Linked DNA regions of Mus musculus: region 2 is linked to region 1. Evidence: chromatin loops called from intact Hi-C (ENCODE). Cell type or tissue: left cerebral cortex. All regions are shown on one strand.

Region 1 (4,000 bases):
ACAAGAGAGAGAAGCAGAAGTCATATCTTCCTGGTCTTCATCACAAAGAAGGGACTAAGAAGAGGGACTAGGGTAGACTTGGGTTTAGAAATGGAGAACATGCTATGATAGAATAGACACTGCGTAGTGGGTGTTCCTGGTTGTCAGCTTGACTATATCTGGAATGAACTACAATCCAGAATTGGAGGGGTCACCTGTGATCCAGATCTTGAGGCTGGAAGACACCACAAGCTTCTGACATGGATCTTGGCATAGGGACCTTGAGACATAGTGACCGTGAAAAGCTTTGGCCCAGGCAAGGTAGTATACGCCTTTAATCGGGAGACTAAGGCAAGGAGATCTTTGAGTTCAAGGTCAGCCTGAGACAAAGCAAGTTCCAGATCCAGGTGTGGTAGTATACACTTAACCTGGGCCACACCTCCTGCTGGAGGCCTATATCAGAACACTTTTGGAAGAAGTAAGACTCACTCTTCTTTACCTGCTTGCACTTACTGGCCAGCACATCTGTCGGAACCTACTTCTTTAGGACCCACTTCCAGCTTCTATTGCAGACCAGCTGAAACAACCAGCCTTGTGGGACTGAGCAACTGCTAGATTCTTGGCCATCCCATCCACAGCTGTCCGTCGTTGGGTTAGTTGGACCATAGGCTATAAGTCATCACAATAATTTCCCTTAATATAAAGAAACTAAGTTCTGCAACTCTAGAGAACCCTGACTAATACACAGTGATGGCTATTCTTGGTTGTCACCTTGACTACATCTGGATTTAACTGAAACCCAAGCATCTGGTTATACCTTTGAGGGACTTTTCTTGATCTTTTGAGGTGGGACAATACACTTTACATCTGAACCATATTTCCTGATAGCCTATATAAAAGACATGGAAGAAGGAAGGGCTTGCCTTGCTACCACTGGCAAGTCCATCCCCTCACTGGTTTGAGACTCCAGCATCTACTGAAGACCAGCAGAGGCATCCAGCCTCATGGACTGGACAACTACTGGATTCTTGTTTTTAACCAATGTTGGACTAGCCTATAAGCTACTCTCATAAATCCCATAAATATATATGGTACTTGTCTGTCTGTCTGTTTATCCATCTATCTTTTGAGTTTTGTTCCTCAAAAGAACCCAACTAATACAAATACTAGTGGCGTATGCTCAGTTCCTCAGAAGGCACGGTCAAGGTCAGGGTCAGGGGGAGGGTCAGGGTAAGGGGGAAGGTCAGGGGCAGGGATAGATCTTGAGTTTAAGCCCAACTTGGACTATATAGTGAAACAGTTCAAAAAAAACCAAACAAACTGACCAAACAAAAATTTTAGAATATTAACCTTTTTAGGTCTTTATATGTATAAATTGCAATGAGCCATAGTAGTTAATATTATTTCTGTTATAAAGAAACTGGAGAGATGGCTCAGCGGTTAAAAGCACTGAATGCTCTTCCAGAGGTCCTGAGTTCAATTTCCAGCAACCACATGGTGGCTTATGACCATCTGTAATGGGATCTGATGCCCTCTTCTGGTGTGTCTGGAGACAGTGACAGTGCACTCATATACATAAAATAGATAAATCTTTAATTTTTTTTAAAAGGAAATAACAGAGTGGTAAATCTGGCTAGTAAGAAGGGGTCCTGGGCCCACAGGTGGTGGTGGTTCACTCCTTTAGTCCCAGCATTGGGGAGGCAGAGGTAGGCAGAACTGTGAGTTTGAGGCTAGCCTGGTCTACAGAGTGAAATCCAGGACAGCCAGGGCTACACAGAGACATCCTGCCTTGGAACAAACAAACAAACAAACAAACAAACAAAACCAAAACAAGAGAAGAAGGGAGAGGAAGAGGAGGGTGTCCTAGAATTTGGTAGATTCAGGTGGTGGTGCTCCTAACTCCTCTTGAAATAACCGAGAAAGACTCATTTGTTCTTGCTTCCTTATTTACCTGAGAAATATTTATTTATTCTAGACACAGCGGGATATCAATAAATAACATATTTCAATCTTTCTGTATACTTTATGCACATACTTATATGGAATATACACCCAAACACCTTTTTTTCTTTTTTTGAGATACAGTCCGATTATGTAGCCCAGGCTGGACGTGAACACACACACTAGGGAGCCCAAGATGGTCTGGAATTTCCAATCTTCCTGTTTGTGTCTCCCCAGTCATGGGTTTAAAAGGCATAAGCCACAACACCAGGGCCTTCTATAATTATTACTACTACAGTTTCTGTTTCTTCAGACAGGGTTTCTCTGTGTAGCCTTGGTGTACTGGAACTCACTCTGTAGACCAGGCTGGCCTTGAGATTTGCCTCCCTTGTCTTGGAATTAAAGGCGTGCACCTGCCTGACCCAGCCATACTATTATTTCTAAAGACAGGGTCTTAATGTATCTCTGGCTGACCTAGAACTTTCAGTCTTGCTTACTTATCCTTGTTAAGTCCTAGGACAATAATTTTCCATCTATCTGGGTGCAGGTATCCTGCAGTACTTTGCAGTGGCTGGCCATGCAGGACATTTTGGATCACCACCACAAGGGAGAATGGTAGCCAAGGGACATTTGATCCAGATTTCAGTGAGGCCGACAGGGAAGGCCTTAAATGCACAGAGGCCATGAGTTTTTGCAGCCCAGTGTTATCTGGTTGGGAAATGAGCACTTTAGGTAGTAAGCCAACTTGGTAGGGCAGACCTAACACCAGAACACAGCACCAGGGTACAGGGTGGAAGTCGGCTGGGACAGCCTACCTGTTAAACTTGGAGGAAGGGGATGGTGTGCTAAAATGAAAAACTAACATCTTTGTTCACTGTGACTTGAGAGGGAACGCTGTGTGCCTGAGGTGGCTTGGAGGGATACCTAGAAAACATTAGGTGCCTAAAGCATTCTGGAAAGTAGCTCAGGTGTAGATCCCCTCCGGGGCTGAACTCAGGCGGGCGAGACGCTGGTTAGTGGGGAAGGAGGAGCTGGAAGGAGAAAGAAGCCAGAGCAAGCCTTTCCGCGTGGAGCTCTGGATGAGAACGCCGGCCTCTCGGACGCCCTGAAGAGCGAACATCCAGAGCCCGCCCGCGCGCTTTTACGGACCGCGCGCCTTGCTCAGAGGCTCCGGGGCGGGGCCGGGGGCGGACCGGGGCGTGGCCTCGGGCGCGGGCGTCGCGGAGGGAGGGTGTCACGTAGAGGGAAGCGGCCCGCGGCGGAGGGAGGGGAGGCCGAGTCCTGGAAGTGGAGCTCCGCGCTGGGACTGGTTCCTTCGCAGCCATTTTCTGTCCAACCAAACAGCCGATTGGAGACGGGAGCCAACCAGGGCTGCATTGGAGGTTTGTGTCTCGCTTCGGCCAATGATCGCTCCTAAACCGACTCCACTTTAGCTCGAATGAAATGTCCGTCTCCTCCCGGCGCCGTCCCCGCCGCCAACGCCGCGGCGGTCGGGGGCACTCGCAGTCCGCAGTCTTCGGGCGGGCCGGGCCTCCGGGCGAGGCCGCTGTGCTTCGGGCCGGGCCGGGCCGGGCCGGGCGCGGGGCGGCGGGCGCTTTGTGCGCGGGGCCGCGAGCCGCGGTCGGGCTGGGCCGGGCGGCTGCGGGGCTCTCGCGGCGGCAGCCCCGGGCCGGCTCCATTTTGTCCGGGGAGCCGGCGGGCGGGGAACGCTGCGCCCCGGAGCGGCCGCTTTGTCTCCCGCATCCCGCCGGCGGCGGGCGTTGGGCACGGGCGGCGGGGGGATGCGCTCCGCGGGGCCGCCCGGGCACCTGCGAGCCGAGGCGGCGGGTCCCTGCGAGGAACGAGCGGCCTGGCGGGCCCCCGGCCCGCTCCGCGCCTACAGCATGCAGCCATCTGGCGCCTGGCTCGCCCCGGACTTGCCCCGAAGGTGGGAAGGGAGCCTTGGAGGTTGCACGGAGGTTTCAGTCACCCGTGCTGGGGGGGCGGGAGGGTCTGCGAGAACAAAGAATTTACGGAGCACCCGCAGATCCTTTCATGCCTAAAGTCTAGAAGAGGGCTGTTTGATGTAGACAAGGTTAGG
Region 2 (4,000 bases), 140 kb before region 1:
CCCACAGTCCCCACAGACCCAGGGAAGCACACAACCCCTGGCTGTTAGTGGAAGCTTGGAAGAGAGGAAGTGGGAAGGAAGAGAGAAGGAAACAGACCTTGCCGGAGCTGCCTGGGGTCCGCAGTTTATAGCTTCACCCACAGACTCCAGCAACTGGCCTCATTCTGCACTGAGGGCTTCTTCTGAGGGCAGCTGGTGTTTGCCAAAAATAACTGCCAGGTCAGAATTGCTTTCCACTCAGAGGTGGGGAGACGGAAAGTTCCAGAAGCCCCCTATGTAATGGAGCCTTTCACGGCTGGCCCAACAGACTCTGGAAAACAGTCAACAACCGACCAACTGTTTAGAAAGTACTAAAGGAGCTCCTTCAAGAGAGCAAAAGCTGGAATGGCGCATGCACGACGTTATCCATGCATCTGTGTGGATCCAGAAGCCGCGACCATGGAGCGGCCATCTCTGGATGTACTGTCACAGGTGGACACGGCTACCTCTGAAGCGCAGATAGAATTTCGTCCCCAAGCTGGGGAAATGGCTCAGTAGTGAAAGGCTTATCATGCAAGCATGAAGATATGTGTTCTTAGAGCCCACTTCAAAGCTAAGCATGCATAGCAGTACATACCTGTAATTCCAGAACGCCTATGGCAAGATGTGTGGCTGAGGCAGGAGAGTATCGGGAAGCTCAAGGGCCAGTTATCTTGGTGTTCACAATGGCAGATCACAGGAAACCCTGCTGTCAAACAAGGTAGAACCCAAAGTTGTCCTCTGACCTTCACATGTGTGCTATAGCACACATGCACCATGGCTTGTGTGGACCAGAATTCACAAAGAACTACTTGCATGCGGGGTGTGTGTGTGTGTGTGTGTGTGTGCACACATATATCACTATATAAATATGTGTTTATGTGTACACATACATGTATATGTTAGTGGGGTAAAAGTAACAAAGCGGGAACACAGGGGGATTTTGCGACCCCACAGGAAAAACAACATTAACTGGCCAGACCACCCAGTGCTCCCAGGGACTAGACCACCAACCAAGGAGTGTAGAGAGGGATCCATGGCTCCAGATACATATGTAGCAGAGGATGGCCTTATCTGGCATCAGTTGGAGGAGAGGCCCTTGGTCCTGTGGAGGCTTGGTGCCCCAGCGTAGGGGGAGGCTGGAGTGGTGGGGCAGGAGTGGATGGGTGGGCAGGTGGGGGAGCACCCTCATAGAGACAAAGGGGAGGGAGGAAAGGGCAGATGTGGGAGGGGGGGTTGAGGAGGGGTAATGGGGAAGTGGGATATCATTTGAAATGCAAACAAATGCAAAGATTAATTTAAAAATAATAAAAAAGAAAAAAGAAACAAAGTGGAATTGTGGGACATTGGCATTTTTTTAAAAAACATTGGGTGAGGGTTTTTTTTAAAAAAATATTTATTTATTATATGTAAGTACACTGTAGCTGTCTTCAGACACACCAGTCAGATCTCCTTAAGGATGGTTGTGAGCCACCATGTGGTTGCTGGGACTTGAACTCAGGACCTTCAGAAGAGAAGTCGGGTGCTCTTACCCGCTGAGCCATCTTACCAGCCCGACATTGGCATTTTTAATAATTAATTAGTTATTGTGTGTTTGTGCAGAGGGAGGTAAGTGTGTGAAGGAGTTCAGAGAATGGCTTCAAGGTGTTAGATCTTTACTTCCCTCCCGCGGTCAGCAGGCTTGGCGGTGGGTGCAGTTACCAGCTGAGCCATCTTGCCCATACCTTGGTGGGACCTTTGAGAGATGTCTGGGGGTGACAAGATGAGGGCTCAGTTCTAGCAAGTCATCTGACCATGGATTAGTGGCTCTGGGTCCCTGTTCATTCAAATGTCTGTCCTTATAAAACTCGCTGGTAGTCTGGTAGGAGCTAGCCTGCTGTTCCTAGGGCAGACAGCAGGGGGCAGACCATCTCAGGCGCAGGGGTCCCCTGTGCCTGTGGAGCTCCAGCGTGTGATGGAGCGCCTCCAGGTTCTCTTGCGCAGTGCTTCTCTCCATAGCCCCTCAGGCCTACTCGGAAGTCTTCACTCTCCAGCACGTTTGTATTTCTGAACTGCCATCTTTCAGCACCCTATCTTCAGCTGTCTGGGAACCAGATCCAACTGGCTCCAGGCTGAGAGCCTTCGGTGTAGGCAGTGAAAGAGCGGGTCATTGTGCTTCTTTACTCAGGTTTGTGCCTTCACCTTCAGAAGCATTTTTTTTTTAAATAAGCATTTTGGCAAATGCTGGGCTTTTGTTCGTGGTACTTAGTGGTTGGGATGACCCAGCTGCCGCTATCTTAGCAACATTAACAATGCTCATGGATAGCCTGGCGTAGTGGCGCACACCTTTAATCCCAGCACTCGGGAGGCGAAGGCAGGCAGATTTCTGATTTTGAGGCCAGCCTGGTCTACAAAGTGAGTTCCAGGACAGCCAGGACTACACAGAGAAACCCTGTCTCGAAAAACAAAAAACAAAACAATGCTCATGGGTGACTGAGAACCCCCTGATACCCACTTTCTCTCCTCACTGGCAGACCCTGCTGAGCCCCCACTCCTACCGGACCCTCTGAAGATCAAAGGAGTAGGCACACAGTAACACGTATTGGGTTGTTATGCAATTTGATCAGAATAGTCTGAAGGGATGTTGGAAGAATTGATACAGGCAATATAAATCAGCAAGAGATGCAGGGAAAGTCGGAAAGGGGCAGTTGCCATGGAAACAAGGGGAGGGAGCATTACAATCTACGGTATGTCACAGCGTGCTTTCTCAGTCCCAAGAAAGTGTAAAATTCCTCCATGAGAGTTGGTTGGCAGGGAGCATTGGCGAATTCAAGCACCTTTGAAAAGCCGGGTGGAGAGGGTAAGAGTGGGGCCCTGGTACAACACTTCAGTCTTTCAGCTTCCGGCTCATTACTGAACAAAAGGTGGATCTGTCTGCCAGCTTGCAAAGTATGAGCTCACATTTTACAGATGAGGGACCTGAGGGAACAGTGACACTAAGCAGAGTCTCCATCAGTGGCTGTCCACCGGGAGGCAGAGCTGGGGTTCAGCCCCAGGTGGTCTAGGTCAGGAATGAGGTGGAAACACAATGTGCCCAAAGCTAGCTGGCTGCCTGTCACTTACTGCCCTAGTTTGCTCTTTTGTTGCTGTGATAAAATGCTGACTAAAACTAACGGGGAGGAAAGGCTTACTTCAACTTACACTCGCAGGTAACAATCGGTTACCGAGTGACGTCAGCACAGGGACCTACAGACAGGAACTGAAGCAGAGACTGTAGAGCGATGGCTCTCTGTGGTTGGAGGTCACCATAACATGAGGAACTAACTATGTTACAGGGTTGCAGCCTTAGGAAGGTTGAGAACCTGCGCCATAAGGAACGCTGTTTACTGACTTCCTTACACAAGAGCTGCCAGCCCAGGGATGGCACCTCCCACAGTGGGCCGGGCCATCCGACATCAATCATTTGTCTGGGCACTGCCCCACTGACAAACCCACAGACCAGTCTGAACAGGGCAGTTCCTCAGTGGTCCTCTCGCTCCCCACGTGACTCTAGTTTGTGTCCACTTGACAAGAAACACTAACCAGCAATTCCCCAGTGTGGTGGTTTGAATGAAAATGACCCCCAATAGGCTCATGGGGAGTGGCACTATTCGGAGGTGTGGCCTTGCTGAAGTGGGCGTGGCCTTGTTTGGCGGAAGTGTGTCACTGTGCGGGCAGGTTTTGAGATTTCCTATGTATGTGCAAGCTACAACCAGTCAGTCTCCTTCTGCTGCCTTTGGATCAAGATGCAGAACCCTGAGCTCCTCCAGCACCATGCTTGCCAGAACACTGCCATGCTCCCCATGATAAGGGATTGAACTTCTGAAACCAGAAGCCAGCCCCAATTCAATGTTTTCCTTTATAAGAATTGAATTGGTCATGGTGTCTCTTCACAGCAATGAAACCCAAACTAAGACACCCAGGGCAGGGATTGGGGTGAGGCGGAAGTGTGACCCTCAGCCCA

What was found. Hi-C counts contacts between places; a loop is a spot of excess contacts. Peaks named below come from ENCODE experiments on the same cell type or tissue, not always from the same donor. Only the 100,000 strongest peaks of a DNase experiment are listed, where the experiment ranks them.
Region 2: a loop joins it to region 1, with 3 times the contacts of the local background. A loop is called at or near these places in 1 of 42 quality-filtered maps.

Annotation. Positions count from the first base shown.
Region 1 is chr10:82,763,306-82,767,305 of GRCm38, reverse strand. It overlaps Nfyb (nuclear transcription factor-Y beta), which reads left to right and starts at 3,165. Exons shown (of 8, transcript NM_010914.2): 1 at 3,165-3,302. It also overlaps a transcript of Hcfc2 not described here. In left cerebral cortex, a CTCF peak has its summit at 1,529 (motif pointing left); a DNase peak (open chromatin) is centred at 3,223; H3K4me3 peaks cover 1,346 bases; H3K27ac peaks cover 883 bases.
Region 2 is chr10:82,899,576-82,903,575 of GRCm38, reverse strand. No RefSeq gene overlaps it. Among named protein-coding and RNA genes, the nearest start is that of Gm33781, 33 kb to the left of the region's middle. In left cerebral cortex, a CTCF peak has its summit at 1,915 (motif pointing right); DNase peaks (open chromatin) are centred at 1,919 and 2,733.